Regions from separate parts of the Homo sapiens genome. Here all the other regions are linked to region 1. Evidence: chromatin loops called from intact Hi-C (ENCODE). Cell type or tissue: Calu3. All regions are shown on one strand. Each heading gives the region's core, and the rest is flanking DNA. Links, peaks and the distances in the headings are about the cores only. Region 1 has its middle 21 kb from the start of SLC5A9. Region 2 overlaps LINC02794 (long intergenic non-protein coding RNA 2794). Region 3 overlaps TRABD2B (TraB domain containing 2B).

What was found. Peaks named below come from ENCODE experiments on the same cell type or tissue, not always from the same donor. Only the 100,000 strongest peaks of a DNase experiment are listed, where the experiment ranks them.
Region 2: it touches region 1 in a loop (2.8-fold over the local background); 76 of 110 quality-filtered maps call a loop at or near these places.
Region 3: it touches region 1 in a loop (8-fold over the local background); 8 of 110 quality-filtered maps call a loop at or near these places.

What each region holds. Positions count from the first base shown.
Region 1 is chr1:48,196,220-48,207,065 of GRCh38, reverse strand. No RefSeq gene overlaps it. Among named protein-coding and RNA genes, the nearest start is that of SLC5A9, 21 kb to the left of the region's middle. In Calu3, for the core only: CTCF peaks have their summits at 3,578 and 4,722 (motif pointing right); DNase peaks (open chromatin) are centred at 3,585 and 4,715.
Region 2 is chr1:48,087,205-48,098,050 of GRCh38, reverse strand. LINC02794 (long intergenic non-protein coding RNA 2794) reads right to left here. Exons shown (of 15, transcript XR_007066073.1): 6 at 5,918-6,431; 7 at 4,812-4,952; 8 at 3,645-4,007; 9 at 815-947. It also overlaps the pseudogene CYP46A4P. Among named protein-coding and RNA genes, the nearest start is that of LINC02794, 43 kb to the right of the region's middle. RefSeq lists an enhancer at 4,346-5,545. In Calu3, for the core only: a CTCF peak has its summit at 4,166 (motif pointing left); a DNase peak (open chromatin) is centred at 4,150.
Region 3 is chr1:47,942,850-47,953,695 of GRCh38, reverse strand. All of the region lies in intron 2 of TRABD2B (TraB domain containing 2B), which reads left to right. Among named protein-coding and RNA genes, the nearest start is that of TRABD2B, 49 kb to the left of the region's middle. In Calu3, for the core only: a CTCF peak has its summit at 5,434; DNase peaks (open chromatin) are centred at 2,485 and 5,405.

The DNA.
Region 1 (10,846 bases), core at 2,024-7,023:
ACGAGTAAGTCCTGGGGCTCTAATGTACAGCATGGTGACTGTGGTTAATAATACTGAATTGTTTATATAAAAATTGCTAAGAGAGTGGATCATAAGTGTTCTCACCACACACACACAATGGTAACTATGTGAAGTGATAGATGTATTAATTAACTTGATTGTGGTAATCATCTCACACTGTATACCTATATCAAGTCATCACACCATATACCTTAAGCAGATATAATTTTTATTTGTTCATTATGCCTCAATAAAGCTGAAAAAATAAAAATAAAACAATGCATCCACACACAAAGACAGGAGGAAAGGGCAGCTAATACTAGAGACATGGCCATCATTTGGACCTTAGAAAGTAGGTCTTGGTGTTGAGTTACAGTTCATGCATGGGTGTGTCCAGCAGATGCACACCCGCGCATGCACACACCACCCCCCTCCCCCCACACACAAACACTATTGGTAGCTTGTCTGGGAAAGCACTATGGAGTAGTCATGAGTGCACATTGATGACCCCGGATAAGACTGTATGTCACTGTGAGTCCCTGCTTCCTCATCTGTGAAGTGATGTCTGCAGTAGTTTCTAATGACCTTGGAACTCTCAAGTGTGATAGACTAAATTATCCATGAGGGCTCAAGTCCCAGGCTTTAAAAGTCAGGCGTGTGAATCTGAGCCTGGCCCGGGCAGGGCAGTCACAGGTGTGTGAGGCTGGCCAACTCATTTTCCCTCCCCAGCCTCAGCTTTTCTGTAGGTGAAATGGGGACAGCAAGGCTTACCTCACACAGTCATCTTGAGGTATGAAGTGAGTGTGTAAAGCACAGACCCCTTGGTCTGACACAGAAATGCTCAGTCAGTAGGAGTTGGTGCTGGCCCTGTTATCATTCACAGGTGAACGGCTTCTCCTGGCTCCACACTGGTGTTCACCCTGGAACACCAGGTCCAGCTACTCGGTGCTGACAAATCCCAGAGCCCCAAGAGGCCTTAAGTTGGGGTGGCTTCTGCCTGAGTCTGAAGCTCACCTTGTCACATCCTCTACAGAAAGCAGAGACTGCAGTTATCCCAACAAGACTCTGGGGAGCTCTTCAACCAGCATCTGGTCCTCACTGGGAGGGAAAATACAGGCCACAGGTTCCCTAATGCCTCCATAGGAATTGAGCCAAGGAGATTCAGAGGAGCCTGGGATTAGCAATCGGAGGCAGAGCCTGGGATCTGGAGCCACAGCTCCTGCCACCATTCCCATCCATCCCGGACGTCATGCCTTTTCCTAGATCCTGGGTCCTATGGCACCCCACAGTTGCCCATGCTTCCCTCATTACCACACCGCTCAATTGTGTCATGACTGCTCATCTGTTTCCCTTGCTAGTGGTGGGCTCATGGGAGGCAGGGGTTTTACCAGCTTCATTTCTGTTCCTGGCACGTGGCCCAGGGCCTGACACACAGTGATGGTCATTGTTTCATCACATAAATGAATGAGTGAATATTACATTAATTTCTTCCTTTCCCCTGAAAGCTATTATAAAGTATAAAGTGTAATTCAATGTAAATATTGTCATTAGCAGCACCATATGTATCAGCTGCGATTAATCTGGCTATAATACATGCCCAAGTTAAGAGTAGCTTAAGCAGGAAAGATTTTTTTTTTTCATGTAAGTCTGGAGATAGATAGAACAGGACTGGTAGGATAATTCACAATTTTTAAAGGTGCACAGCCCCTTTTATCTTTCTTCTCTACCATATTCCATCTCATTGTTAACATGGCTGCTCAAACTCCAGCCATTGCCTCAGTATTCCAGAGCATACTTCCTAGAAATTGCACATAACCTTTCCACTATTATTCTGTTGCTCAGAACTTAGTCATGTGGTCTTATCCAGCCGGGAAGCAGGGTGGGAAACACTGTCATTATTTTGGGTGATCTTGTGCCCTGTCAAGAATCTGAAATTGTAAAAATCAGGAACAGATAATGGTGCTGGAGGATCTTAGGAGTCCCAGCCATACCACCCTTTATAGTCTAAACGACACACCACGTTCTTATCTTCACCTACTAGCCCTGTGTGGTAATTAGGGATAAGGGATTCCTTAGAAACTGAGGGGGAGTCAGGCAGTTTCTCAGGGTCTCAGTGAATTTATGGGAAGACTGAGATGTACCCCCAAGGCTCCCAGCTACAGGGCTATGCTCTTTTCTCTTCATCATCTCATGCCAGGGCTTCTTGGGAATGGTGGAGGTTGAGCTCCTTCCTCACAATTCCGTCAACAAACATTTCGCGACTATCTGCCATGTATGCAATAGCCACTTGGGACTCAGAAATGAACCAGGCCTAATCTCTTTCAATGACCTCGTGCTCTGACTTGGAAGGTGGCTGACCCTTAAACAACTGCTTATAATGTACTGTTATAAATGATGTGAATGTTGTAAGTATAGATGGCTCCCTAGGCTCAGAGGATGGGAAACTGACCCTTCATGGTGTGCAAGATACAGTCTTAGGTTCCTTCCAACTCCAGTATTCTATCTGAGACAGAAGATAGGGCTGGAGAATTTGGGCTGAGTTCAAGACCTTAAAAGAAGGCCATTCCTGTTTATATTTGATGTGGTAATTATAGCACCGAGGCTCAGGGAGTTCCAGTCACTTGTCCGAGGTCAGACAGCAAGCAAGTGGCAGGGCAAGATTTAAACACAGGTTTCCGACCTCCAGGCCCATGTCTTTTCCTTTAACACACTTTGGTATCAGTTATTTGTGTCAGCTTGAACATACATATTAAGTCTCCAAAACGTTCATAAGTTTGTAGTTAGTTATTTCCATTGTAGAAATTTATTCTATGAAAATTATCATGTATTAAGATTTTACTCAGATTTAACACCAGGTCCAGGTACTTGGTCCTGACAAAGCTCTGAGAGGCCCCAGGTGGGGCTAGGGGTGGCTTCATGTTAAAAATAAAAACAATTTAAATATTCAGCTATAAGGGAATTTTTGTATAACGTAGTGAACAACTTTGTAGTTCCCAGACCAGCAAGATCAGCATTATTGGGCAAATTGTTAGAAATGCAGATTCTTGTCCTAGCTGATACTTCTTGATTCAGAAACTCTTGGAGTGAGGCTCAGAATTCCTAAAGCCCTCAAGGTAATTTTGATACCTGCTAGAGTTTGAGAATCATTGATGGAATGGGATGTTACACAGGCAGTTAGTGTTTTCAAAGACTGCTTAACATGAAAAAGTGCTTATAATATTAAGTAAATAAAAAGAGAAAAAATGGTTTATGTTTAGTGTGATAATTTGTGCATTACAGATAGTATGATTTCCATTTGTAAATATGTGAGTACGTACCATATATTTGTAAAATCAAAACCATTCATATATTGCATATATACATTCACACATATGTACTAGCAGAAAAAGTGCTATTCTCAATATATCAAAGAAGGTAATTTTGAATTACTCCTTCTTTGCACCTTTATGTATTTTTCCAGATTGTCTTCTCTGATGACGCATTTTTTATTATCAATAAATAGCTTGCCTACAAAAAAAGGCTTTTTCAGAATATGCAGTACAAAAGATGACCACAGTGGGGAGGAGTAGAGCACACTTTAACATCTCCCATCCCACCTGCCTTCTGGGCCATGAGGCAGATCACTAGGTACCTGTCCTTTCTCCACTCCCTTCTACCCCCATCTCATTCTCCATGTAAGGCTAACTTCCATATACAATATTTGTAGATAGCCAAGGAATTCACTGGGCTTTTCATTTTGCAGCAAGATGTTGAACATTCTCTGAGACGTTCCTGGCAAGTAGGAGCCGACGTATGAGAAAAATCTCTGACCCTATCTGACTTTTTATTTATTCTCTACCTTGTTCTGAATTTTCTTAAGTTCTCTGTGTAACTCTCCCAATCTTTCTCTCTCTCTGAAAATCCACAAGTATCTATATCTCTGAAACTTTTGTAAACATTCTCTGGAACACTGTGATAATATCTCAGAAATATAATGAAACTGGCTGAAATGTTATGGCTTTCTCTTTAAACTCTCTCTGAATCTCAGGACTCTTGGTCCATCTGTCCATCGCAGCCCATTATCATACAGCAAATGGGTGTCGGGCAAAGGAAGCTGCTATTTGTGACAAATACTCCCTTCCAGCTCACTAGCTCATCCCTCTTAGGAATTTGCTCACTTCCCAGTTCTGGGCTACACCTTTCTTGGTTCAGAAGAAGGTGGAGATCAAATCCCTTTCCTCCAGTGAAGTTCCAGCTAGATCTGGGAACAGAGAAAGCTGGGCAATTGGGGAGTCAGATCTAGGTTTGATTTTCCACTCCTTGTCTTACTATTTGTATGACCTTGAGCAAATGGCTTTCTTCAAAGTCTCTCCTTCCTAATCCAGTGAAAATAATGATGGGGACTGCATGACTTTTGTGAGGATTGGGGGTGATAGTTCACGTGCCACTGCTACATGCTTACGGTCAGTAATAGATGAGTCAAGTGTAAAATGCCTGGGTAAACACCAACAACCCTCATGACTTTCATTGAGACAGGAGTTCAGAGCATGGAGAGATCTGTGTGTGTTTCATAAGCCCTTGCCATGGAGAGGTAGTAACTCAGAAAGTCCATTGCATTTAGGAAGTTGCTTTGTGTAAGCCCAGGACATTCTCTTCTCTGCGGCTTTTTGTGGGATGGTGGATATGTAAGAATTATTTGCACATTGAATGTGCAATATCAAGGGTTGGGCACAAGGTGGCGCAATGGGGCAGGTTTCAGCATCTTTCAGAGGCGTTCCCATTCAGGGATGAGGAGTAAAGCATTAGTGGTATTTCCATATACTATTTTATGTGTGACCCCATCTGCCTGCAGTGTTAGCATCAGATGGGGATTTTCTGGGCAGCTGGAAGTCTGAGCTATTGCTGAACAGTACGTCATTGCATTTAGAATTTAGACCAGTGTGGTTTAATAGAATTTTCCACGATGATGAAAATGTTCTGTCTGTGCTGTCTAAAATCTTAGTCATTAACCACATGTGGCTACTGAGCACTTGAAATGTAGCCAGTGTGGCCAAGGAACACAATTTTAAAGTTAATTTATTTTTAATTTTAAATATAAATAACCACACACATGGTTTCTGAATTGTACAACAGAGAATTCTAGATAATGTCAGTTTTTCTAGTAATAAATGCTCTCCATCCTAGCCCCTTTTTGAGGTTGGGCTTCTAAAGATTAGTTAGGTTGTCTCCCAAGTTTCTCACAGTGGAGAAGGGGAGGAAGTGCAGGAGGAAGCAAAAATGAATTTATAAACACTATAATAAAAGTGAGCCTAATTACAGCAAGAGATCAAAATAAATAATACCGATAGTTGCTTTTAGTTTTGAGTGCTAGCCAGGTGTAAAACACTTTAAAATGTGATTTAATCCTCAAAGAATTCCTATGCAATTTTGTAGCTGAAGAAACCAAGGCTCAGAGTGGCCAAATGGTTTGTTATTTGTGGCAGAGAATTTAGATGCCCATCTAGGTGAGCCTCGGACTCTAAAACCTTCCTACAATGCTGATGTAAGGCTTTAAAGAAGAATACATCTCATCGAGTGAGAATACTATTGAAGGCTTTCTAAAGACGGTTGGGTTTGAGCTAGGCAGGAAGAATAAATGGGGTTTTGTTAAAAAAGAAGAGAAGATAGGGTCCAAGCAGAGGGACAGTATCAGTCAATGAGTAAGAAATGCTGGGAGCATGTTCAACACATTATCATGGTATTTAACCAAAATTTGAGGAGGGACATGTCTCTCCTTTGTAATGGGCTTGGCTGGGTCCAAGAAGAGGCGACTGGTGCCTGACTAGAGGGAATCTGTATTTGTAGGAAAATAGAGAGAGCCTGGTCTGCAGAAGAGTATCACTGAAACCACTAGTCTGGGAGAAAGATTATGGTGCCCCCATAGGAACTGGAGAGCTGCAGAGCCAAGAAAGGAGGGGCAGGAGGGGCAGAAGGGAATGGGGCTCCCTTTGAGATGGGTAAATAAATGGAGTGTAAACATACACCCATGTATGCTTGAATGTCAAGGGAGACTCACAGGTTATTAAAGGATCCACTGCGACTACTTGGAGGAAGAAACAGGGAGTGATGGAAGCCAGTGGGTCTCGTTGAGACTAAGTCATGTGAGACATGCCTTACTGCTTTACCTGTGTTTTTAAGATTAATTGATTAACAGATCTAAGAGAATCTATTGACCAAACAATTAAGTAGTTCTTAGGCATCAATTATGTAATGGGCCCAGCAGTCAAAGCTTTTCATGTTGGTGTTTCAAAAGGACATTTTCCAAAAATCTCTTGAGGGAAATATGGAGAAATGTATGTTTGATGACTCTGCAGTAGCTGATGCTACCATGGCAATCTGGAGGCAGGCTTCCAGGGACTTAACCACGTTCTTTCTTGACAAACGTGTTGAGTGATTTGAATAAAGAATTTGCCAAAGGGCTATCAGATTTGGTAAGGACAACTAATTCATTATCCAGAGAATCAAAAGCAAAGCAGTTATTATCTGCTATAATTGATTTGACTCTATCAGGATAATATTTAATTACAAAAACTATAAAGTTTAGCATTTAGCCTCAGGAAAACCAATTTTAAAAGAGAAGTAGTGTCTGCTTTGGTAATGTCAGCCTGCTAGCCATTTTTTTTTTTTTTTAGCTTGAGCTATCAAGATGCTGTGGTGAATAAACCACTGCCTCACAGGTCTTTCATTCCTGTCAAAAGATCTTTAGAGACAGATGGAATTCCTTTTACACTCACTGCTTGAGTGAGGACTGCAAACACTACGGTGACTTTTAGTGTGCAGAGTGGAGACCTGGCTGTGAATAAACAGTGACATCCTGGCTTTTCTGCTGGAAAAAGAGAATTGTTTAAGTTAAAAAATGTAAAACTGAGGGGTGGGGTTGCTGTGTGTTATTTCTTTTCCCTAAATGCAGATCTCTGCTTAGAAAGCCAGACTCTATTTATCAGGCTTTAGCCCTGAGGAAATAAGAAGAAAGGAGAAAAGGGAATGTCTCTAAAGTAGCACTGGATGGGGGCAAATGTGGGCAGAAGAAAAGATTGAGCTGCTTGAGAGTGGGATTGAGTTTGCCTTACTTTGCTCTGCCTGTTGCAGGCACGTGTGGGGCAGGCTAGATGGAGCGTTTGTTAACTGACTACTTAGGTGATGGCAGAGTCACTGACCTGGCCTTTCCTCCCTTCTCCAATCTTTTCTCACACTCAAGCCAAAGAGATAGTTTCAAATGAGTATTTGTGTATGTCCTTCCCAAATCTTACACTCTGCTTAAAACCTTTCAGTGATTTTCCAGAACTCTCAGAATAAAGCTAAAATTCCTGAACATAGTCTACTAGACCCTGCCCAGTCTGCCTTGCAGCCTCATTTTGCCTCAAATCTCCCTCTATTTTGCTATGTTTCACCTGCTATTGTCTTAGATTTCCTGGCAATGTCCTGTACTTCTTCCCACTGCAGGACCTCTGCACATGCTCTTGCTTTTGGCCAGTGAGTTCTCCTGGGCCCACTCCCTTACTCTGAGCTCTCAAAGATCCGTGTTCTTCCCACAAGCTCCAGAGAACAGGGATTGGCCTTTGTTTGCTCGTTGTATTATCCCCAGCACAGTGCCAGACACATAGAAAATCCCTAATTGAAACAACCTTTGCAAAAACTATAACAGTGGGAAAATTATGACAGAGAAAGAGATCTTATCTAATCAACCCCCATCTTACCCTTAACCTTGGTCATTCCTGGGCTTGGGCCAAGCTAACTTTGGGAGAAATTTAGTATATAGTTTAAATAATAATAGCCCTTCCCCAAACTAAACCACCTTTGTAAAACTAAGACCATCAGGTTAGGAGGATGAGAGGAGGCTGAATTCGGCTAAGATGTAGGTATAAATGATGACTAGTCATTATTCTGGAAATCAGCTTCCTCAATTACTCCTGCAGATAACATCACTATTGCAGAACCTAAGACTGGCCTTTTGAGTTGTCTTTTCAGGCTTTTGCATTTATGATGACTGGATGGCCCCACCTGGACCCACGACTCTGGACTTAACTGGTCCTGTGGCCCTCACCCAGAAGCAGACTCAGTGTACTGCAACCGTGTTCCACACCCCTAGGATTGCATCCTCAAATAATCAGCAGAACCTGTTCCCCTGCCTCCCCTGTCCTTGAAAAGCCCAAGCCTCTGAATTTTTGAGAACATGGATTTGAGTAATAAAACTTCAGTCTCCTGTTCAGTTGGCTCTGCGTGAATTAAACTCTGTCTCTATTGGAATTCCCCTGTCTTGATAAACTGGCTGTATCTGGGAAGTAGGTAAGGAGAATCTGTGGGGTGGTTACATAATTATTGAAAGAATGGCTGAATTTTCTTTCTAGATTGCAAGACCTTTGTGCTATCCATCAGATTTTGCTTTTAGGAAATGAGAAGAAAAAATAACTCAGAGCAGTCTGAGTCATGTGAGGTATAGAAGACTTATCAGGCCCAGAGAAACAAGAGTTTAGGACATCAGTCACCCCCACCTCCACCCTGCACCTATATCTGGGGGCAATTTTTTAAAGATATTTTGTTCCTGACTAGTTGCCTCACTCATTATCTTCATGTTTCTGAAATTCGTGATACAAAGAACAATGTATAGCCAATCAATAGCTTATGTTATTTTAAGAACATCTTGATAAACAACATAGAAACTTCCTCCTTTTTTCCTTTAAAACTTGACCTGTGGCCAGGCGCAGTGGCTCACACCTATAATCCCAGTAATTTGGGAGGTCGAGGCAGGTGGATTGCTTGCGCCCAGGTGTTTGAGACCAATCAGGGCAACATGGTGAGACTCTGTCTCTACCAAAAATTTAAAAATTAGCCAGATGTCGTGGTGCTTACCTGTTGTCCCAGCTACTTGGGAGGTTGAGTTGGGAGGATTACTTGAGCCTGGGAGGTCAAGTCTGCAGTGAGCCATGACTGCGCCACTGCACTCCAGCCTGGGTGACAGAGTGAGACCTGGTCTGAAAAAACAAAACAAAAGAAAACAACCAACTTGAGTCTGGGTGCAGTGGCTCATGCCTATAATCCCAGCACTTTGGGAGGCTGAGGTGGGTGGATCACTTGAGGTCAGGAGTTTAAGACCAGCCTGGCCAACATGGTGTAACCCCATCTCTACTAAAAACAAAAATACAAAATTTACCCGGGAGTGGTGGCGGGTGCCTGTAAACCCAGCTACTAGGGAGGCTGAGGCAGGAGAATTACTTGAATCTGGGAGATGGAGGTTGCATAGAGCCAAGATTGTGCTATTGCACTCCGGCCTGGGTGACAGAGAGAGACTCCATCTCAAAAAACAAAAGAAAACAAAACAAAAAAATAACTTGTAACTGTTGCCAATCAGAGTGTATATTCAGGGCAACTTGAATCTATGGTCCTGGGTTTCAGTCCTCAAATGTGGCCCCAGTAAACTCTCTACTTATATTAATTTTGCCTCAGTCTTTTTTTTTTTCCTTTTAGGTTAACAAAAAGCATGTAGTATCCATTTTTCATTGCTCTTTCCTTAACTTCTGTGTGGGTTGGGGTAACATCTTTACTTCCTGATGGGAAGGCTTTGATGTTGATAAAAGGCCAATGAGTAGGTAGGGAAGGTTTCTGGGGCATGTGACTGGGGGAGAAAGAAATTTTCCCAGGCTGTCTTAGGAACCACGTGCTTTGCCAATCGCCACGTTTGTTCTGCCCGGCCCAATCTGAGTTGCAGGAATTTAATCTTAATAATTGGATGATAAAGAACACATCCACCCATAGAGCCCTAAAGGAGCTGGGGTTTCATCAGCTTGAGGAGCAGTATTCTATTCAAACCTATGCATATGTGGGAGAGGAAAAAATTTTCTATCCTCTTAGAGTTTCTAGCTAGGCCCAAAAATGAAACCGACATAAAACAGATTAACAGAAGAACAGCATGCAAACTTTATTCCTTTTTTTTTCTTTTTTTTTTTAGATAGACTCTTGCTCCCAAACCCAGGCTGGATGCAGTGGTGTGATCTTGGCTCATAGCAACCTCCACCTCCTGGGTTCAAGCAATTCTCCTGCCTCAGTCTCCTAAGTAGCTGGGATTGCAGGTGCCCACCACTACGCCCAGCTAATTTTTTTTTTTTTTTTTTTGTATTTTTAGTAGAGATGGGATTTTGCCATGTTGGCCAGCCTTGTCTCAAACTCCTGACCTCAGGTGATCTGCCTGCCTCCCAAAGTGCTGGGATTACAGGCATGAGCCACTGCATATATGGGGATCTTTATAAGAGGACAAAGACCTGAAGGAGTGACTGGAACAGAAAGCTTTTATATCATTTAAATAAAGAAATGATACTGTAGGGAAAGCTCACTGAAAAATCACCGACATGAGACAGCTTAATAGGATAAAATGCACACAAATTTAAGAAGTGAACTGCCTTCATGCAACATGCACAGAAAGTGCACATGGAGGGAATTACAGGGTGACTACTCACTTGCAATGGGGTTAAGAAGCTTATGTAACATCCTGACAACAGGTTATGGGAGTGGTGAGAAGAGGAATTCCATTGAGGGGCAATAAAGGATTATGAAGGAGAATGAATGGATTCTGGAACTGAGAGTAACTTGTAAATAGTTCTCTTTGACAGTGAAAGGGCCTGTTCTGGTGTGGTCACATTTGTGGTCTTACAGGAAGGGGAAGTAGGTATGGATAAAGGAAATTCCTCTATCTTTAGACTGTATGGGGCCGGGCGCGGTGGCTCACGCCTGTAATCCCAGCTCTCAGGGAGGCTAAGAGGCGGGAGGATAGCTTGAGCCCAGGAGTTCGAGACCTGCCTGGGCAATATAGCGAGACCCCGTTCTCCAGAAAAAG
Region 2 (10,846 bases), core at 2,004-7,003, 110 kb after region 1:
GGAGTTAGGGCTTGAATGTACATTTCTGGAGGACACAATTCAATCCATAGCACAGGTTGCAGAGGCCACTTACAGGAGTGTGAAGTTTAGGAGCAGAGGGAAGACACTCTAAGAGCTGTAAGTGATGGAGGGGCTCCATTTGTTTGTTTTATTTTATATAAGACTTCTCTGGGTCCAATTTGGAGGACTCATAGGTGAGCATGACTCAAAATAGGAAGACCAGTTGGGTAAAAAGTTGTTACAAAAATGCTGGTGAATCTTGATTGTACCCAGAGATTGACAGTGGCAGAAAAGGTGGGTTGGAGAAAAAGGAATCTGTGACAGGGCTGTTTAGATTTCCAGGATTCTGGGGTTTAAAGAACCTCATTATTACTGGGGTGGTGGAACAGTAAAGAAAAGTGGGGGAGTCAAGGACCACTTCCAGGTTTCTGAGCTCACTGAGGAGAAGCAGATTGGAGGGGAGAGGAGTTCAGTTCTGTACAAGTGACAGGTTATGCAATCAGTGACATTCGGGAAACAGTGGGATGTAAAGGTCTGAGATTCAGAGAAACACTTTCCTCTGGAGATACAGATTTAGAAGCCATCAAGAATTAGATGATTATTGAGGCAGGAAGATGGATGATGCTCCAGAAAGACCACATAGAGTGAGAAGAGAAGGTCCAGGACAGAAGCCTGCAGAACCAGTCATGAGAGAGGCTAAAGGAGAAGGGGGATCAAGGGTTTACACTGAGAAAGTGCAGGGTCTGACTTCCCAGCCTTCCAGCCCCAAACCAAAGTGACCTCCTGCCACCACGGTGCACACACCAGTACTTACGTGCACTACACCTTCTCCTGAATGCTGATTATCCACACACGCGCAGAATCCCCTGATCCCAAACTCTGCCAACTCCTTAAGTGTGTTGTGGACCATGTCATTATCTGCTCCCCTTGTGTTCCTCGCGGCCTCCCTAAAAAGGATTTAGCACAAAGCAAGTGCTTATCACTAAATATATGAATAAATGTGATTAATTAAACCACCGTCAAAGATGTATTTAATACTTACAGTAGGTAAGGCAAGGTTCTCTAACAGAAACCAAGTATAGGGCACAAGATAAAACAGGTGCTCACTAAATGTTGTTGAAAGGAAAGGAGGAAGGGGAAGACACCAGTTAGCATCAGAACTACTCAGAATAATGATAGTAAGAGGCTCCACCGGAGAGGCCCCAGGACTGCGTGATTGTGATACGGAAGAAAGGGCAGAAGGTTGGACATCGGGACACCTACATGCCAATTCTCCTCTCACAGTAACTCCCTGTGTAAATCATTCAGCTTTCTGGACCCAGTTTGCTCGAGTATAAAGTTAGGGGTTTCGGTTATAGATTTTCTGAGAACCTTTGCCTCTGCAAAGCTAGAGTCCAAATTAAAAGTGTTGAAAGACAGAGTACAGAGGAAAACTAAGCTCTGGTTTTTTTTTTCGACAGTTACACACAGAAATGCTGAACATTTTCTCAAGTAATCCTCACCCCTGTCTCACAGAGAAGAAATGGAGGCTCAGAGACGTTTTGATATGCCCAAGGACCGTGAGAAGACTGGAGCATGGGGCTGGGGATGCACCAGGGCTGGGAGACAGGGGCGAGCATCCCCACAGTCATGGATGGCAGGGAGGCCGCGCTGCAGAGCTATTAAAACATGGCCTCTGACTTGGCGATGCGGGCTCTTTTTTGGTTCCATATGAACTTTAAAGTAGTTTTTTCCAATTCTGTGAAGAAAGTCATTGGTAGCTTGATGGGGATAGCATTGAATCTATGAATTACCTTGGGCAGTATGGCCATTTTCATGATATTGATTCTTCCTACCCATGAGCATGCAATGTTCTTCCATTTGTTTGTATCCTCTTTTATTTCATTGAGCAGTGGTTTGTAGTTCTCCTTGAAGAGGTCCTTCACATCCCTTGTAAGTTGGATTCCTAGGTATTTGATTCTCTTTGAAGCAATTGTGAATGGGAGTTCACTCATAATTTGCAAGTCAATCCTAAGCCAAAAGAACAAAGCTGGAGGCATCACACTACCTGACTTCAAACTATACTACAAGGCTACAGTAACCAAAACAGCATGGTACCGGTACTAAAACAGAGATGTAGATCAATGGAACAGAACAGAGCCCTCAGAAATAACGCTGCATATCTACAACTATCTGATCTTTGACAAACCTGACAAAAACAAGAAATGGGGAAAGGATTCCCTATTTAATAAATGGTGCTGGGAAAACTAGCTAGCCATATGTAGAAAGCTGAAACTGGATCCCTTCCTTACACCTTATACAAAAATTAATTCAAGATGGATTAAAGACTTAAACGTTAGACCTAAAACCATAAAAACCCTAGAAGAAAACCTAAGCATTACCATTCAGGACATAGGCATGGGCAAGGACTTCATGTCTAAAACACAAAAAGCAATGGCAACAAAAGCCAAAATTGACCAATGGGATCTAATTAAACTAAAGAGCTTCTGCACAGCAAAAGAAACTACCATCAGAGTGAACAGGCAACCTTCAAAACGGGAGAAAATTTTCGCAACCTACTCATCTGATAAAGGGCTAATATCCAGAATCTACAATGAACTCAAACAAATTTACAAGAAAAAACAACAACCCCATTAAAAAGTGGGCGAAGGACATGAACAGACACTTCTCAAAAGAAGACATTTATGCAGCCAAAAAACACAAGAAAAAATGCTCACCATCACTGGCCATCAGAGAAATGCAAATCAAAACCACAATGAGATACCATCTCACACCAGTTAGAATGGCAATCATTAAAAAGTCAGGAAACAACAGGTGCTGGAAAGGATGTGAAGAAATAGGAACACTTTTACACTGTTGGTGGGACTGTAAACTAGTTCAACCATTGTGGAAGTCGGTGTGGCGATTCCTCAGGGATCTAGAACTAGAAATACCATTTGACCCAGCCATCCCATTACTGGGTATATACCCAAAGGACTATAAATCATGCTGCTGTAAAGACACATGCACACATATGTTTATTGCGGCACTATTCACAATAGCAAAGACTTGGAACCAACCCAAATGTCCAACAATGATAGACTGGATTAAGAAAATGTGGCACATATACACCATGGAATACTATGCAGCCATAAAAAATGATGAGTTCATGTCCTTTGTAGGGACGTGGATGAAATTGGAAATCATCATTCTCAGTAAACTATGGCAAGGACAAAAAACCAAACACCGCATGTTCTCACTTATAGGTGGGAATTGAACAATGAGAACACATGGACACAGGAAGGGGAACATCATACTCTGGGGACTGTTGTGGGGTGGGGGGAAGGGGAGGGATAGCATTAGGAGCTATACCTAATGCTAAATGACAAGTTAATGGGTGCAGCACACCAGCATGGCACATGTATACATATGTAACTAACCTGCATATTGTGCACATGTACCCTAAAACTTAAAGTGTAATAATAATAAAATAAAAATAAATAAATAAATAAATAAACATGGCCTCTGGACAAAGGCCACCCGGTGTGAACCCTAATTCAGGCAAAAACGTGTTTCACACAGTTTTGAATTATTTGAGGCTTGGAGTTGTTCCAACAGCAGTTAAAGGTACTGACTCAGGGAGGAGGGTCCTTCCCGTGGCTTACCAAAAGTATTTTCAGATCCTTGGGCTAGCGGGGAAGTGACAGTATTATAACCACGGAAAGCCGTGGTCAGCAGTGCTGCGGAGGAGGGAGGAGACCTGCACTGTAGCTCAGGCTGTCCGTGGCACGTTCCCTCTGGCCTCAGGCTCCTCGTCGCTAATGCTTCATCAGTGAGCCCCAAGATCCTTTTCAACTCTGACACTCTGTGAAACCTCACCCTGAATTCTAGGAGCCCAGGTTGTTGATTTGTGTTGCACAGTTAAACGCTTCATGCTTGCGTGAGGCTGCCGTTCTCTGGAACACTCTGAAGCAGCGGCTTCCAAACGCAGGTCCCTGCACCAAGCTGAATCATAATTACCTGTAGGGCTTTATAAAAACACATATGCCAGGCCGCCACACCAAACCCACGGCGTCAAAATCTCAGGGGCGGAGCCTGGGGATTTGTATTATTAGAAATCTCCCAGGTGAGCCCGGTGCTCAGATCCACCCGTAGAACCAGTTGTGCAGCTGCCGCACCTGCGTTTCCGATGCAGCACCTGCCACCTGGTGCACATAGAAGGTACTGCAGGGATCCTGCAGGTCCAGGCAGCTCACTGCAAAGGGTGGAAGAGGACTCTGGGGTTTCTCATCTGGGTAACCAGCTGTCAGATACAGCTGGGCTTAAATCCTCACACTGACACCTCCAGCAATGTAACCACAGGTGCACTTAGAAAAATTGGGTGGAAATCCAGTGTCAAATGTGGGTTCTCTCTTGGAATAGCAAAAAAAAAAAAAAAAAAAAAAAAAAAAGTCCCATTCTTTCTCTTATGAATGGGAAAAGTGTTTTCTGCTATGCAAAGATCTAATTTCTTGGGGTGGTGATGGGGATAGAGTAATGAAGGAGGGGCAGCGAAAATGTGGAGGAGAAAATAAACTCATATGTTTGGGTTCATTTGGACTTTTTCTTTCAGTGGTGAAGAGAACTTAACTAGTAATAAAGGACAGATAATAAACACGGTTAATCCTCGGATAGAGCAGACCGTGTGCCAGACACTGATTAACAGCTTCATCTGTAATCACACTTCATTTCCAGCGCCAGCCCAGTGAAGTAGGCACTATCATGATGCCCATAAAAACATATAAGGAAACTAAAGTACAAAGAGGTTAAGTGATTTATTTGATGCCTCTCACCTGGATGTAGTTCCGTGCGTTCTGATCCAACATTTCATCTGTGTAAAACAAATATTTTCACGTAGTGTTCCCCTTCCTCATCCACCTCCATTCAGCATTCAAACTGCCCTTGCTTCATCAGGAGATGGACTGACAACACAGCTCAGAGAAATGGAAAACACTCAACATCAGCAAAAATGTTTGGAAAAACATCAAGGATAAGAGCAAAGTGATTAAGGAGAATGACACTTCCTGTGAACTGGAGAGATACATGTGAAATTTCTGTAATCTATATTTAGACAAGTTGGTTGTGCCTCGGTTTCTGTCATCTGCCAAAAGGGGGAAAAACTAGTGCCCATCCTATAGGTTGTGAAGAGCAAATGACATAGTGTGTATACAGCAGTCAGCACAGTACCCCTTTCAATGTTTAGCAGCTGTTGTTAGCAGATCAGATGTAACCAGTTTATTGAGAAGCCTCAATCCATTGCGGTATAGGTATAAACAGTTCAACTTGTTTACTCTAGCCACAACTGTTAACCATGATTTGTCCTATCTGTCAGTATCATTTTCTAATGATATTTTCAGGTAGATCCCATTGCTTTCCCATCGATATCAGTTACCAAAAGTCCCGTCTGGTCTAGTTCACAACTCCCATCTCATATCCAGTTTCAATAGCACTTCCTCGTCTCGCTTCAATGTTTGCCAGACTTGTACCTCAAGTTACGAGAGTGGGAAGGGGACATGGAGAAACCCTGTCACTACAAAAAAAATACAAAATTAGCTGGGCATGGTGGTGCATGTCTGTAGTCCCAACTACTTGGGAGACTGAGGCACAAGAATCACTTGAACCTGGGAGGCGGAGTTTGCAGTGAGCCGAGATCACGCCACTGCACTCCAGCACCTGGGCAACAGAGTGAGACTGTCAAAAAAAAGAAAAAAGAAAAAAAAAACACCAAGGGTGGTAAAAGGTTGTGGTCTTGTCTTCTAATTTTCTCCTTTCTTTTCTGGGTCTAGTGCCTTTCATGTTGAGGGAAGAAGGGAAAATAAGAGGAATAACAGAGATCGCTCTAAATAAGTGGCTGTTTGTCATTGGTGGAAAAAGGCTCCTGATCTTACACTGGCTTTACCTGCTTCCCTCTGTTGCTGGCGGCCTCTGACAATATGTTGGTCTCCTATTAGATGATGTGGTGTATGGAGTTATATGGTTTTGGACGCAGATGTTCATCTTTATGCCAGCCCCCTCCATCTCTGATGACCCCACAGAGGGGTAGCTGTGTCTCCCTTCATCCTATTAGCAGTCTGTGGCTCCCAGCTTCCTCTTTGGCCAGATGTCACCTTATCTGGTCCACATCAATCAGAACTCCCACCTTATCCTCCAACTTCTGTTCTCTCCTTAAAATGGAGCCCTGATGAACATGGAGGTCTTCTACACTCCCCAAGGGCTGAAGGGAAGTTGGTGAGGTAGACAAAGAGCACAACATTTTCTTCTTTTGTGGAAAACTTCACTACAGCACCTGCTGTCCCTTCAGAAGTGTGTTGCTCCACCATGCTTCCAGACATCAGAAATCTATGGTAAGAATTGGATGCCAGGAGATTTGCACTTTTGCCCACAATTAAGTTACCAGGATTGAATTTACCCTCCTGCATTCAAAATAAAAAAGATAAAATGTCAGAAACGCCATTTTCAAGACACTAGACCTAAGACAACAAAGGATAGTTACTCCCTAAGAGACAAGAAACAAACTAGGTAAGCCCTATGACTGCCCCAGCTTGCTGCCTTCAGAGACTATGCAGGCTACGGGACAGAGAAGAAAGTCTGAGAGGAGCCCAGTAGGATCCTTGAACTGAGGTAATAAGGCTGCGAGTTAGGGAAACCAAGTGGACTAGAGTTCATGGATGGACAAAGTAATAAAAGGAAAGAGATGTGCAGAGAAAGAGCCCTGACTATCTGCAGAGCATCCCCCTCTGATATTCAACAGAGTCCTGATTAGCACATGCATGTGAAGTAACACTTCAGGATGGAGGAAAAATAATTTGAAAAGATTAAAGAACATTGTCTGATGCTCACACGGGGCTGGGAATATTGCATATTCCCCCCTCTGACAGCTGAATGAAATCATACTTTATGAGCATTGGGTAGAGTACCCCAGAAAATCTTGCTTAGTAGTGGGGCATAATTAGCCCTAGACTGCTCAGATATGCCAAATAAATCATAAAAGCAAGACCCAAGAAGATCAAACAATTTCCAGGCAACTTAACACATCCCAGAACAAAGCTCAAGAAGATTTATAAGAATCAAAAAGATCCACCACCCAATAAGGTAAAAGTGACCATTTCTGGCATCTAATCAAAGATAACCAAGCATGCAAAGAAGCAAGAAAACACAAAGAGAATAACCAAGCAATCAAAACCATCCAAGAACTGAAACAGATTTAAAATTGTCAAGCTAAGATGTCAAAATAATTATTATAATTGTTCTCTATATGTTCAAAAGTTAAGTAGAGGCATGGATGATTTCAAAAATACTCAAATAGAACCTAGAGATGAAAACTACAATGTTTTAGATGAAAAATACTCTGAGTAGGATTAAGGATATATTAAACATGGCAGAAGGATGGCTAACTTGAAGACATAGCAATTAAAAATAATGGCAAAATAAACAGCAGAAGAAAAAATAATAAAATTCAGTGCAGAAATCAATGGAATAGAAAATAGTACAACAGTAGGGGGAAAAATCAATGAAACCAAGAGATGATTTTTTTAAGATCAATGGAATTGACCAACCTCCAGCCAAGTTGATCAGGGAAAATATGAAAAAAGACACAAATTACAAAATTAGGAATGAGACAGGTGCCATTACCACACATTCCCTTATATTAAAAAAAGGAGAATATTATGAGCAACTTTATACCTATAAATTTGACAACTCAACAAACCAATTCTTTAAATAACACAAATTATGAAAGCACAGTCAAAAAGAAATAACCTTAGCATCTCTGTATCTACTTGTTTTTTTCTTTTTTGTTTGTTTGTTTGTTTGTTTGTTTTTTGTTTTTTGCAGTCAACACACATTTATTGAGCATCGACTCTGTGCCGGGCCCTGGGTGGGCACAGGGGGCTCAGAGACGAATCACATGCAGCCCCTACCATTGAGGCCGTCACAGCCTGGCAGGGCAATTGGTCACGTCAATGGACACTCACGATACAGTGTGGTCAGTGGTGTTAGAGGTAGCACAGGTGACCGAGGGAGCACAGAGGAAGGTCCTCTGACCCGGCTGGGGGTGGCGAGGAGGGCTTCTTGGAGGAGGTGACACCTGAAGAGGGCTTTAGGGAGTGAACGAGAGGTTGTCTCGTCTGAGGAAGTGGCCTGTGCAAGGGTTCAGTGGTAGGGACAATGGTGGCTGGGAGTTGAGCAAGGGCCAGTCCAGGAAGGGCCGTGGAGTCCGCAGGCAACAGGGAGCGCTGAGGGGTGTGAAGCAGGCGGTCGGCAGAGGGCCCGCTAGAAGCCAGCATGAAGGGTGGCCCAGGGGACAGGGCAGGGGAGAAGGGTGGGTCGCCGTGGACAGCAGAGGTGGACGAGCACGGCCCTTGCCCGGGGAGTCTCATCCTGCCCGGAGGCCCCCTCAGCAGCGGGGAGGTGGGGCTGCAGGCTGCCAGCCGCGGGGCCGCAGGGTGCACAGCTCTGGGTCCAGTGGCTTGAGCGTGGCCTGCTACTGCAGCCCGAAGCGCGGCCCGGGCACCAGCTGGAACTCCAGCCTCTGCAGCAGCTTTGCCATGACCACCTTCACCTCCATCTGAGCAAACTGCTGACCGATGCAGGAGTGGTGGCCCAGGGAGAAGGGGAAGTAGGTGAACCGTGGCTTGGGTGCTCCGGGGCCAAAGCGATAGGGGTTGAAAGTCAGCGGGTCTCTACTAATAAAATAGAACTTACAGACAAAAAAAACTTTCCCACTAATGAAGAAAACTCTAGTTTCTTCACTAGTGAATTATCCCAAACATTAAAAGAAGAAATAACACTAATTCTACACAAACTCTTCCAGAAAACTGAAGAAGGAATGCCCGCCAACTCATTATTTGATGCCAGCTTTACCCTGACACTGAACCCCGATAATGACAATACCAGAAAACTACAAGCCAATATCTTTCAAAAACACAGATACAAAGTTCTAAACAAAATTTTAGCAAATCAAATCCATATTAAAATGTAACAAATTAAATCCAATAGATAAAAAGGATAATGTATTATGGCCAAGTGAAGTTTTTCCAAGGAATGCAGGGTTAGTTTAACATACGAAAATCAGTGCCAGTTCTGGAGATCTTTTGCACAACAATGTGAACATACTTAATAAACTGCACAGTTAAAAATGTTTAGATAGAAAATGTTTGTTATGCAAGGTTTTTATCACAATTAAATTTTTTAAGAAAAATCAATGTAATTCACCATTTTAACACATTGAAAAGAAAAAAAAAACAACCCACATGATTATATCAACAGAGACAAGAAAAAGCATTTAGCAAAATCAAACAACCTTACAAAATCCAACTAATCTGGATAAAAACTCTCAACCAACTAGGAATAGAAGAAAACTTTCTCATTTTAAAAAGTCAATAAAAATATCTACAGCTAACATTTTATTTAATGGTAAAGACTAAATGTTTTCCCTCTAATATCAAGAATAAGAAAAAGATGTCTACTTTCAGCAATTTTTTCAACATTGTTCTGGATGTTTTAGCCATGTGTGCAGTCAGGAAAGAAAAGAATAGAAAGAATCCAGGTTGGAAAGGAGTGAATAAAATCATTTTTTATTCCCAGACGATGTAACTGTCTATGTAGAAAATAACGGCATGTGCAAAAATCTATTAGAACTAATAAGTTTAACAAGATTGCAGGATATAAGGTCAATATATAAAAAGCAATTGTATTTCCATATCAGATACTCAAACTATCAGAAATAAAATATTTAAAAATATATTTACAATAGCATCCACCAAAAAAAAATATTAAACAATTAGGGGTAAATCAGACAGAAGGTGTGAAAGACCTATACACTGAGAACTACAAACCATCACTGAGAGCAAGCAAAGAAGCTCTAAATAAATGGTGACATTCTTTGTTTGTGGATCAGAAAACTCACCATGGTTAAGATTTTACTTCTCCCCAAATTGATCTATACATTCATGCATTCCACATCAAAATCCCAGCAGGCTTATGGCATAAATTGATAAGTTGATTCTAAAATTCATGTGATCATAAAAAAGACCTAGAATAACTAAAACGGTTCTGAAAAAGAACAATGTTGATAGGATAACTCTACCTGATTTCAAGACTTATTATAAAGTAATCAAAGTGTGACATTAGAATCAAACTAGACAAATAGATCAATGGAACAGAATACAGAGTCCATAAATGGATCCACACACATATGGACAACTGATGTTTGACAAAGATTTAAAAGCAATTCAAGGAAGGAAGGACAGTGTTTTCAATAAATGTTGTTAACACAGCTGGATGTATGTAAGCAAACAAAACAAAACAGAAAGAGAGGGTCCAATTCATAATTCACACTGTATATAAAAAATTAACTCAAACTAAGTTATAGATCTAAATGTAAATCATACATTTATAACATTTTTTGGAGAAAATCTTTGTGACCACAGGATAGGCAAAGTCTTTTAGATTCAACATCAAAGTACAATCCATAAGAGAAAATTTTGATAAATTGGACATTATCAAAATTTAAAACTTCATACTTCAAAAGACACTATTAAGAAAATGAAAAGACAAGCTACAGAATGGGTCAAAATATTTGCAGAGCATATATTTGGCAAAGGACTTGTATTCAAAATCTATAACGAACTCTCAAATTCAATAAAAAGAAAACAAGCAATCCAATAAAAAAAATAGACAAAATATTTGAAGAGACATTTTACCAAAGAATATATATGCATGGCAAATAAGCGCATGAAAAGGTGCTCATCATCCTTAGCAATTTTAAAACCACAAAACCACTACACACCTATTAAGATGGCTATAATCTAAAAGACTGATCATGCCA
Region 3 (10,846 bases), core at 2,451-7,450, 250 kb after region 1:
GATACTGGCTTATGTGCTGATTCATTATCTTCATTTTATTTAAGAAAGTAGGGGGACTCAAAGAGGTGAAGTGACTAGCTCAAGGTCTCAGAGCTGGTAAGTTACAGGTTGCCTGATTGTATGGCCACCCCAACTGCCCCGGAGGCCTCTGTAAGTAGGAGAGGTTTCCTTTTGTCTGAGAAATGGTAGGACGGAGCTTTTAGGAAGGTATAGGGTGGGGAGCTTCCTGTGTCCAGCCCTATGATTTTAAAAGCAAAGGACCATGTGACTTGAATACACAGTATTTAGGGCAAAACTGTGTCTTGGATGCCTGGAAATGTTTGACATGATGTCATGAAAAGCTGTGAAAGTGCGTCTCTCCAAGCTCTAAGGAAGAAATTAGGCTTTTGCACGTTTGTATGTGTTCCATTTATGCTGTCCTGATTTCTCTCAAAAAGCTGGTTCTTTCTCAAAGTTGCCCCACACCCCTCTGTGCATCATCTGCACTGGGACAAGTGCAGTACCTGCATGCCTGGTGCTCTCGGCCCATTTTTCTGGGCTGCTTGGGCTGGGCAGTCCTCTGTGGCATTTTTCAATTATGCACTGTCAGGAGCTAAGAAAATTAAAGCAAATGTTCCCCCAAGCAAATGTTCCCCTAATGGTAGCTAGGGATTGCTGAGTTGCCCCATGGATTGGACCAGAACCTGGGGCCAGAGATGCCAGCCAGGCAGAGTCCCTTTTCTGTCACAGCAGAGTGCGGCTGTCCCAAAAGACAGGGCAAGAGGAGACCCGCACCTTCCTCTGGGAGCTGATAGTCGAGAAGACCCAGAAGAGAAAGAGACTGGACCTGCCCTTGGGGAGGCCTCGGTGTCCTCCAGGAGACAGGTCATGTGGGAGAGTAGTTCTGTAAGACTGGGGATAGTTCATTTTGCTCATTTGGTGTTCAGTAAATACTGTATAAGTCAAGGAGGGCCTGGGTCACAGGAGCCCTGGGTGGCCCTTCTCTCTGCACAATGTATTACGCCCTTGAGGGACACACAGTCTAGTGGGAGAGATAGACAGACACATGTGAGTCCAGGAGTGGGTGACAGGTGCTGAGACAGAGGGAGAGGTGTGCTCGAGGCCTTCGAGTGTCAGGGAAGGAGTCCTGGAGGATTAGGAACTGCCATACAAAGAGCAGAAAGGGTGTCTTAGATACAGAGAACAGCAGTCAGCAGATGGGACTGGAGGCCTGAAGTAGCCTGGCATTCTTCTGTTTGTGGCCATTGTGGGCTTGGCTGCCCTCTGCACCTTATCTAAAGGCCACCAGATGTCTGCTCAGGGTCTTAGTGGAGCCCAGCTATCAGAATGGGCAGCAGAGGCTGTAAGAAGGGCTAGATGAGCAGAGGCAGGAGGGAGCAAGGGAGGATTCCTGGAGGAGATGTACCTGGGGCCTCAATGAAGGAGCACATTTGGACAGGTAGGAAGGAAAGCAGGATAGGAGCTCAACAGGAGCAAAGAACCAGGGGCAGGATGGGAACCTGACATGGAGGGGGCCTCAGACTGTAGGTGCCTTGGAGTGTGGCACATGGCATAATGCCTGGCTCCTTTAGGTGAGGCTGTAGCTTACTTCTCCCAACTGCAGTGAGTGCCAGGGAGGAAGCTTTGGGTCAGAAGAAGGCTTCTGCAATAGAAGTCGCTGCTCCCTCTTCAGGGCACTGAGGGTGCTGAGCGATGCAGGGGTCAGAACTCCCAGCTCCTATGGGATCAGGCAATGCCTTTGACTGCTTTATGCCTCAGTTTGACCATCTAGAAAAAAAGGACACGGGAGGGAACCTCTGGCATTCTGTGATTATCTCACTTTGTGACATTGAGCGGGGCACATCACTTTTGGGACTTGTTCCCTAGTATATAAAGTGGGGAGAAGCATGGGCCACTGCTGTCACCTCACTGAGAGTTTCAGAGGACTGTGCAGATGGTCTCTCCAGACCAAGCCTCTGGACCAAGGTGAGGGGTCAGAGGACACCGGGCTACTAGGGACTGCTCAGCCTGCTTCCCTGCAGCCAGGCCCCCATCTTTTCCTCTGCTGCCCCACCCTCTCTACCTTGGGTATGAGATGGCACAGCCAACCAGCTGTGCCCCACATCTGGAGGGACTTCCTCAGGCCGCAGCAGCCTAGCCTGGAGCCTGCCCCTCTGCAAACTCACCCACATACCTGGCAGCAGGAGTGTAGGCGGGCCCACCTGACAAAGGAACTCCCTGGCCCTGGGAGGACGGCATCCAGTCTGTTCTAGGCTCAGGGTCCTGGCTCCAGTGCTCTGAGCTCACCAAGGTTTATTTATTTATCATTTGTTTGGGGTGAAATGGGATAGAATCAAATCCAGTGGGCTGTTTAAGCAGCAGTTGGTGGAAAGAAAGCCATGTCTGTTTCTCCCAAAAGAATCCCCCGCATTGTGGCCCTGGCCCCTTGGTTGGGTTTCAGCAGACAATGCCCTCCTTTCTCCATGTGCCCGATGACTCGCCCCTGCCTGCCCGCCTGCCTGTCTGCCTCTGGTGCAGTGGGCCTGCTGCTGCCCGCTTGGCTTGGCGCTGGGGAGGAAAGGAGAGTCGACGCCTGAAGTCTCAGCCCATCAGTCCAGCCTGGCTTACCATGCCCTGCAGGACTTTTGGGACCACCATGCCCCTGTGACCTCCAGATCTCTGTTTGGGACATTTAGTTCATAAAAATGCATTGAAGGCCTGCTCTGTGTGGGGCACTGTGCCCACGGAAATGAAACCCTCTTCTCTACTGGAAGCAGGCCCAAGGGTTCAGGTCCCAGGTGAGCATCAGTACCCTTCCCACCAGTGCCCCCTCACCACTGCCAGTGGAGTTTCCATTGCCTTTTTGCAGATAAAAAATAAAGGAGACATCAAGGGGCTGAGCGACTTGCCAAGTTCACATAGGGAGGTGTTGGTGGCTGAAAATTTGGGGACACATTTTTCCACCACTCTGGTAGAGGCAAAGACGAGTGAATCAGCAGAGGCTGAGAGTGACCGAGGCAGCCTCTGTTGGTGAGCTCAGCATTCCTTGTTTGCTTGTCTGCAGCCATCTCTTCTCACTTCCCTTGTGACTTGGCTGAAGCCATTCTTCACATGTGGAATAATCCAGAGCCATCCCCTGGCCCCTGTTTTCCTTCTGTGCTCTCTGTCTGCCTCTCCAGCTTCATCATCTCCCTTGTCTTTTCCCATTCTGATCTCATTCTAACTTTGCTGTTTCTTCAGCTCATCAAACTCATTTCTGTCTTGGGCCTTTATACTTGAGCTCATCTGCACAGAGCTCTCTTCTGATGTGTGTATGTGGCTGGTCCTGGACAGATAAAGGGTCCATTAGATTTGCATGATTTCCTGCTGCCCATGCTTCTGAACACCTTACCTCTCTCTTCTTTCTTTTTATTATTATTTTTTTTTTCTTTTGAGACGGAGTCTTGCTCTATCGCCCAAGCTGGAGTGCAGTGGCCCGATCTCGGCTCACTGCAAGCTCTGTCTCCCAGGTTCACACCATTCTCCTGCTTCAGCCTCCCGAGTAGCTGGGACTACAGGCGCCCACCACACACCCGGCTAATTTTTTTGTATTTTTAGTAGAGATGGGGTTTCACAGTGTTAGCCAGGATGGTCTCGATCTCCTGACCTCGTGATCCGTCTGCCTTGGCCTCCCAAAGTGCTGGGATTACAGGCGTGAGCCACTGTGCCCCGCCTACCTCTCTCTCCTTTCTTTACACCATTTGTCACTTCCTGAAATCTTGGCACTTAGTTGCCTCCTTCTTATAGTTTTGTCTCTCCCACTGGAATGTAGGCTCCATGCCTGGTACATCCTAGGAGCTTGGTAAATATGTTTATTTTTTGAATGAGTGAATGAATGAATGAAATCTGAAATGTTGTGTCTTGATTTTCAGGGACTTTTTCTCAGAAAAATGTATTATTTTCTCTAGAAAGTTTCTGGGACCTTGGGGACACAGATCCGAAGAACCATAGCCTAGAAAGTACAATCATAGGCTGGGCACAGTGGCTCACACCTGTAATCCCAGCACTTTGGGAGGATGAGGCGGGTGGATCATTTGAGGTGAGGAGATCAAGACCAGCCTGGCCAACATAGTGAAACCTTGTCTCTACTAAAAATACAAATATTAGCTGGCCATGGTGGCACGCACCTGTAATCCCAGCTACCTGGAAGGCTGAGGCAGGAGAATCACTTGAACCCGGGAGGCAGAGGTTGCAGTGAGACAAGATCGCACCACTGCACTCCAGTCTGGGTGACAGAGTGAGACCCTGTCTCAAAAAAAAAAAAAAAAAAAAAAAAGAAAGAAAAGAAAATACAATCATAGAGTGGACTGATGGGAGAGGCCAATAGAGTTGGGCAGGGAAGTGACCAGGCTTCACAGGCTTCAGAGTCAAACAGAACTTTGAGACTTTGGGCAATTTACTCAGCTCTCTGGGCCTCAGTTTCCTCATCTGTAAAATGAGAATAATAATAGCCATATCACCCTCAAAAATTACTTTAATATTTTAAAAGTGCTTAGAATAGTGTCTGTCCCACAGCATGCATCATAGTAGCATTAATTGCAGTTACTCTTACTATGTATTAGCAATTTTACTATTATTAGTAATAGCATTAAAGTTATTGTTTGAACTCAGCTCTGACATTTACAACCCGTGTGCCCTTATGTTAGTCACGTAACCCCCTTGAACCTCAGTTTTCTTATTTATAAAATATGGTTAATGTCAGTGTATTAGTCTTATAGATTTGTCATGAGGATTTAATTTAAAAACTTAGCAAAGTCATGGGAGCTGGAAATGTAGGGACAGAAAGATGGAGACTAAAAGTGAGAGAGGGGTGATGAGGAGGCTTGGCGAGAGGGTGGTGAGAGAGATGATTCAGATGCACAGAAGTGGCGGGTGTAAGGAACTAAGTGGAAGGGAAACATCTTGAAATTTTGAAGGAGGAATACTGAGGTTAAGGAGAGAGAAAGGTCATCTTATTTGTCACTTGGGACGGTCTTAGAAGCTTATGGAGGGGTAAGAATTTTGTATTCTTCTCAATAAACCAAGTGCAAAGAAAAGAATTTGGGGTGAGGTCTTGGAGCTGCATTTCCTCTCCCTCATTCTCTTGAAAATGAAAATATGGTCTGATTTTTTAAACCTAAAGGGTTGGAAAGAGATAGGGAGGTCTAGACATTCGAGGTTTAAATCTGAAGGCTGTACTCGACCCTCAACTCCTGTCTTTTGTCTCCTGTCTCCAGGGGCAAGAAGAGGTAAAAAGTTAACAACCTGAGATAGGTGTGTTTACCACCAGGTGCTCTAAGCACAGCAGGTTTGCTGGGGTGACAGTTCCGGCCTGATTGGGAAGTTTAATGTTTGACTAGACTCCTTGTACCTTTTGCAAAGCCATTTTGCTTATTGGCCTTTAGCTGGTCTGTCTGCTCCCCCTAAAGGACATCCCTGGCAAGCCATCACTCAGGATATGCCCTCAGGATAACAGCACCTTTGCCTACATGCCCAAGTCTCTCTATCCCCACTGTCCCAGAGCCTATTAGCACTATTTTGGAATCTTTGACCCTAAGATTTTACGGCCTGCGTCATTAGAATTTCAGACCTTTTGACCTCAAGATTCCAAAGCCCACGGCCCCCCAAATTCCAGAATTTTTGTTGCCACAGATTTAAGAGTCCATGTCACCAAAAGTCTCAGAGCCTTTTGGGGTACTTATCTGGCTTCATTCAGATTCATGACACCTGGGCTGCTCTGTGCTTGACTTTCTGTCTTAAGGAGTACTGGACTAGGAATCAGGTCTAGGCCTGGAGCTTCTGATAGGTTGTGTATAGTCACCAGCAGGGGCTTTACCCTCTGAGCCTCGGTTTCCTCACCTATAAAGTGCGGGTAATCACCCTGTGAGCTGCGGGAGATAATGTGTTGGAAGGCAAGTGCTCTGCAGATGTGAGCTATTCCTGTGTTAGTGCATGTCAGCTCTGCTCAGCATCAGCGTCATGACACTGGAAAATCTAGCTGCATGACCTCCTTGTTTTGGCTTTTATTCACTCTATGGGCCATGGCCATCCTTTGCTGTTTACCAAGATTTTTAACTCAATTGACGCCCGAACTCCTCCAACCATGTCTTCTGGTCTTGGCTGCTTGACCTCTTTCCTGTACACTTTCTAGGAGTGCCCAAGTCATAATTAATCTCTTCCTTGCCTTCAGCCTCTCTGTTTATGCCTCAGTTGTGGCACTCTGCAAAGCTGCTTTGTATGAGTTATATATTGTATGTGTTAATGACGCCATTATGCTAATTACCTCCTGCCCCATCACTCCTGGGTGTTTGGTGCCTAACAGTGTTGACCAACCTTGGGTGAGGTCCTTGGCCTTTCTGAATCTTAATTTCCTTGCTGTTAACGTGGGAGAAAGTAGCACAAATCTCATAAAGTTGCAGTGATTAACAGTGACAAGAAATAAAAGATTTAAAATAGATGGCACTTAGTAGGTGTTCATAAGCATTAGTAGAGATGACAAAATAAGGTGGGAAGAACATAAGCTTTGAACCAGGCTTCAAACCACAGCTCTTGCTTTTGAGAATAATGTGACTTTAGACAGGCTACTTCCCTCTTCTAAGCCTAAACTTTCTCATCCTTAAAATGCTTAAAGCTGGCATAACAGGGTTGCAACAAAGGTTTGGTGTTCATATGAGTAAAATGCATGGAAAAGACCAGGAGCTCAATAAAGGGTAGGTACCTATTATTATTATTTCTCTTTACCTCCATATGGAAAAAAAAAAAACCTAGTCTTACTTGTCTTTTTTCATCACCTTGAGCTATTGTGTGTAGCACAATTGAGTCTCTGAAGCAAACTGAATTAGCAAAACTAGTAACACAGATGAAAAAGACTACAAAGAATAGTGAAAGGACAAAATATAAAATTTTGAGAGGGTAGAGGAGGGAACACTTCCTAACTCACTTCCCAGCTTTATAAGGCCAGGACTATCCTGATACCAAAACAAGGCCAAGAAATTATAAGAGAACTATAGACCAAAACCCCTTGTGTCATTAAATTGATGCAAAAACTCTCAACAAAATTATTAGTCATTCAAATCCAGCAAAATATAAAAAGGATAATACAATATGACCCAGGAATTATCCTGGGAATACAAGGCTGGTTTAATGTTCAAAAATCAATCAATGTAATTTCTTAAATCAGTAGACTAAAGAAGAAAAACCCATATGATCATCTCATTAGATGCAGAAAAGGCCTTTGACAAAATTCAATATTGCTCATGATAAAAACTCTCAGTAAACTAGGACTAGAAGAGAACTTTATCTGATAAAGAACATTTACAAAAAACCTACAAGCAATATCATATATAATGGTGAAAATAAAATACTTTCCCCTAAGATCAGAGACAAAGCAAATTACATATCTGATAAAGAACTTGTCTTTAGAATATATAAAGAATGCTCAAAACTAAATGATAAGAAAACAAATACAATTTTTTAAATAAGCAAAAGATTTGAACACTTCTCAAAAGAAGATATATGAATGGCAAGTAAGTACCATAATAAAAGATGCTTAACATGTTTAGTCATTAGAAAAATGCAAAGTAAAAGTACAGTGGAGTACTACAGTACAGTTAATCCAGTGGCTACAATTAAAACCGATAATAGCAAGGGTTGATGAGATTAAGGAGCTATTACAAATCTTGTACATTGTGGCTGGGAATGCAAAATGGTACAACCACTCTGGAAATCAGTTTTGCAGTTTTTATAACATTAAACATACACTTACCACATCCAGAAATCCCACTTGCAGGTATTTAACCAAGTGAAATCAAAACCTCTGTTCACACAGAAATGTTTATAGTGGCTTTCTTTGTAGCTACCCCAAATTTAAACAACCCAAATATCCCTAAACTGGGGAGACAATACAACACACTGTGGTGTATCCAAATAATGAAATACTGCTCAGCAACAAAAGGAAAAAAACTACTGATACAGGCCCAACATTGATGAATCTCAAATGCATGGTGCTGAATGAAAAGAAGTCAGACCGAAAAATGATTCATTTATATGACATTCTGGAAAAGGAAAAACTATAGAGACAGAAAACATCAGTGATTGTCAGGGACTGAGGAGGAGGGAGGGTTTACTACAGAGGGACACGAATTCTTTGGAGTGTTGGAACTGTTTTATATCTCAATTTGGGTGGTTACATGACTGTACATGTTCATCAAAACTCACAGAACCATACACCAAAAAAAGGTGCATTTATTATATGTAAATTATTTTTTAATAATGAAAACCATGAAAGCTCTGAGAGCAGGCTAGTAAAGCTTTAAGGTCTGTAACACAGGCAGAAAGCATGCAAATGTTTGTTGGACCTGGTAAAATCCTTCCTGAAGCCTCTTTCCCTTAGACTAGTTTCAGAGCTCAGAGCTACGGCTACATCCATGTCCAATCCAAGATGTGCCTGGGGGCTCATCGTCTCCCTGGAACATGGCAACATTGCTTCCCTGCCTTCCTGCCCTTTCACTATCTCCAAGTGCTGCTACAGAGATCTAAAACAGAAATGCACACACAACTCCTTCTTTCAGAGCTCCCCATTGCCTGGGCCGTGAAGTCTGAATCAGTCCCGTGGCATACACAGCCCTTGGAGATCTGTTCCCCACCCACCCCCAACTTCCCCAGCCCTTCCTAAGCTCCAGAATCACTGAACTACATGTCCTGCAGCACATTTCAGACTTGTCCCCGCATCAGTGCCTTTGGGGGTTCATTTTCTACTCCAAGAATTGTAGCCCCCTTTTTTCTATCTAATGAGTGTTTGTTCTCAACCTCCAAATCTCCTCTGAGATGTTCCCTCCCGGGAAGTTTGCCCAGGACAGAGCTGGCTATTTCCTCCTTGGTGTTCTGGAATCAGCCTGCTTATCACATCTTCTACTGTGGTAGCCATGTCCGTGAGCTGCTTACATCTGCCTTCGGGAAGAGTCTGCTGCCAGGGAGTAGAGAGAAGTGGCAGACTTCCAGCTAACAGTCAAGCCTGACCATTTCTGCCCAAACTCCTGTATGGACAATTTTTGCACCGGAGCTTCTTGTTGGGCAGGCTGAGAAATGTGTAGAGGGGCTTCAGTCTGCAGCACTTCCTACCTGATCCTTCTTCCTTCCTCCACCTGCTCTTTTCACCATGTCTGGCCTGCACTACAGTCAACTTTTTCCTTGCCTACTTGTGCTTCTTCTGTCCTTTGCCTTTCGTAAGCATTACTCCCAGTGAGTTGCTTGCACCTCTGACTCTGTCTTGGCTTCTGTTCCCTGAGACACTTCCTAATGGTTATTTCTTTTTTCCCATTGGTCTTTACTTCATTCTCCACTGGCTCTGAATTCATACATTTATTTATTCATTCAACAAATATTTCTTGAGAACCACCATCCAGAGTTCCCACCATTCACAGCTCAGTGCCAAGGTTGCTCTCTTTTCATAGGACCTAGCTGGATCCAACTCTTCTGCCATTCCCCCTGCTCCCTCTCTCCACACCCCTGAGAATTTCATGTTCTGTGGCCCCTCCATTCCTGGGCTCATGCACTCCCGTGTCCTGCAGCATCATCCTTTATTCCCCAGGTAGCTTCCTCCTTTAAGGCTTTGCCAAGCCTCAGGTCTGGGAAGCCTCCCTTGATGGCCCCTGGCCCTGGTTATTGCTCATGACAGTGCATAGCATATATTAGGTTGCAGAAATGATTAGTTGAGTGTCTGGCTGAATCTCAGATGACTATTGTCAGCATTGATTAGAAGACATAATGTGTGTAAAGCAACAAGCATGGGGCCTGGCAGGCAGTAGGTGTGTGGTAAATGCTCATGGTTGAGTTCCAGTAAATTCTATTTGAAGGCATATCTCATAAATTGCAGCTGATGTTTCTTTCCATTGTGTTCTGTGTGTGTGTGTGTGTGTGTGTGTGTGTGTGTGTGTGTGTGTTTTCTGGATGCATCTCACGTATAGTTGGAAAAGAGAGAGACAGTGAAATTTTCTACATTGTGTTTTTGTTTTGCTTTTTTGAGGCAGAGGTTGCAAATGTGCATTCCTCTTGTGGTGCCAGCACACCAGGCTGGAGTCAGGAGAATAAGTTCTAGCGTGAGTGGGGGTGTCTCTTCCAGTAGCTGAATATATGACCCTGTCCTTCTAAGGACCTCTGTTTCCCCATCTGTAATGAAGAATTGGACTCTGATTTCTGTGATCTTTGTGGAACTAAGGTCTTGCATTAGGGTGTAGAACCAATGAAATGAGCTTGCATTTGTTTTTTGTTTGAGATTATTTGTGCTTTTTTCAACCTCCTTTCTCCATGAAGGCTGAAAGTGCACAATATTGACTTGTAATAATGGGACGTAGAAGCTCAATAATCACTTTATAACTTGATATTAATTACATTTTACAGTTTACCTGTGGGGGAACATTGGCATCTTTCACACACATGTGAAATTTCGTGCCAAAAATGGAAGGACCCTAACATGGATTAAACACTAGTCATGTGCCATGTCCTTGAGTGGGGATTGCGTGTGCGTGTCCTCGTTGAATCTTCAGAACCCCGTTCTGGAGTAACCAGTGTTATCCCCATTTTTTTAAATTGGGGAACCAAGGCTCAGAGAGAGGAAGAAACTTTTCTAAAGGCTCAGAATAACCAAATGATTGGACTTTGAACCCACTGTTCCCTGACTTCAAAGCCTGTGCTCTTCTTTTGGATTCAAGTACGTTTGGGTTTAGGCTTTCAAAATAGAAAAGAAAAATCCAGTAACAACTAAAATACTTAGAAATGACGAATCAGTAAATGCTTGGGTATAGCAAGTAAGAAGCATGAGCTCTCACATTGCCAGCCTCATTCAAATCCC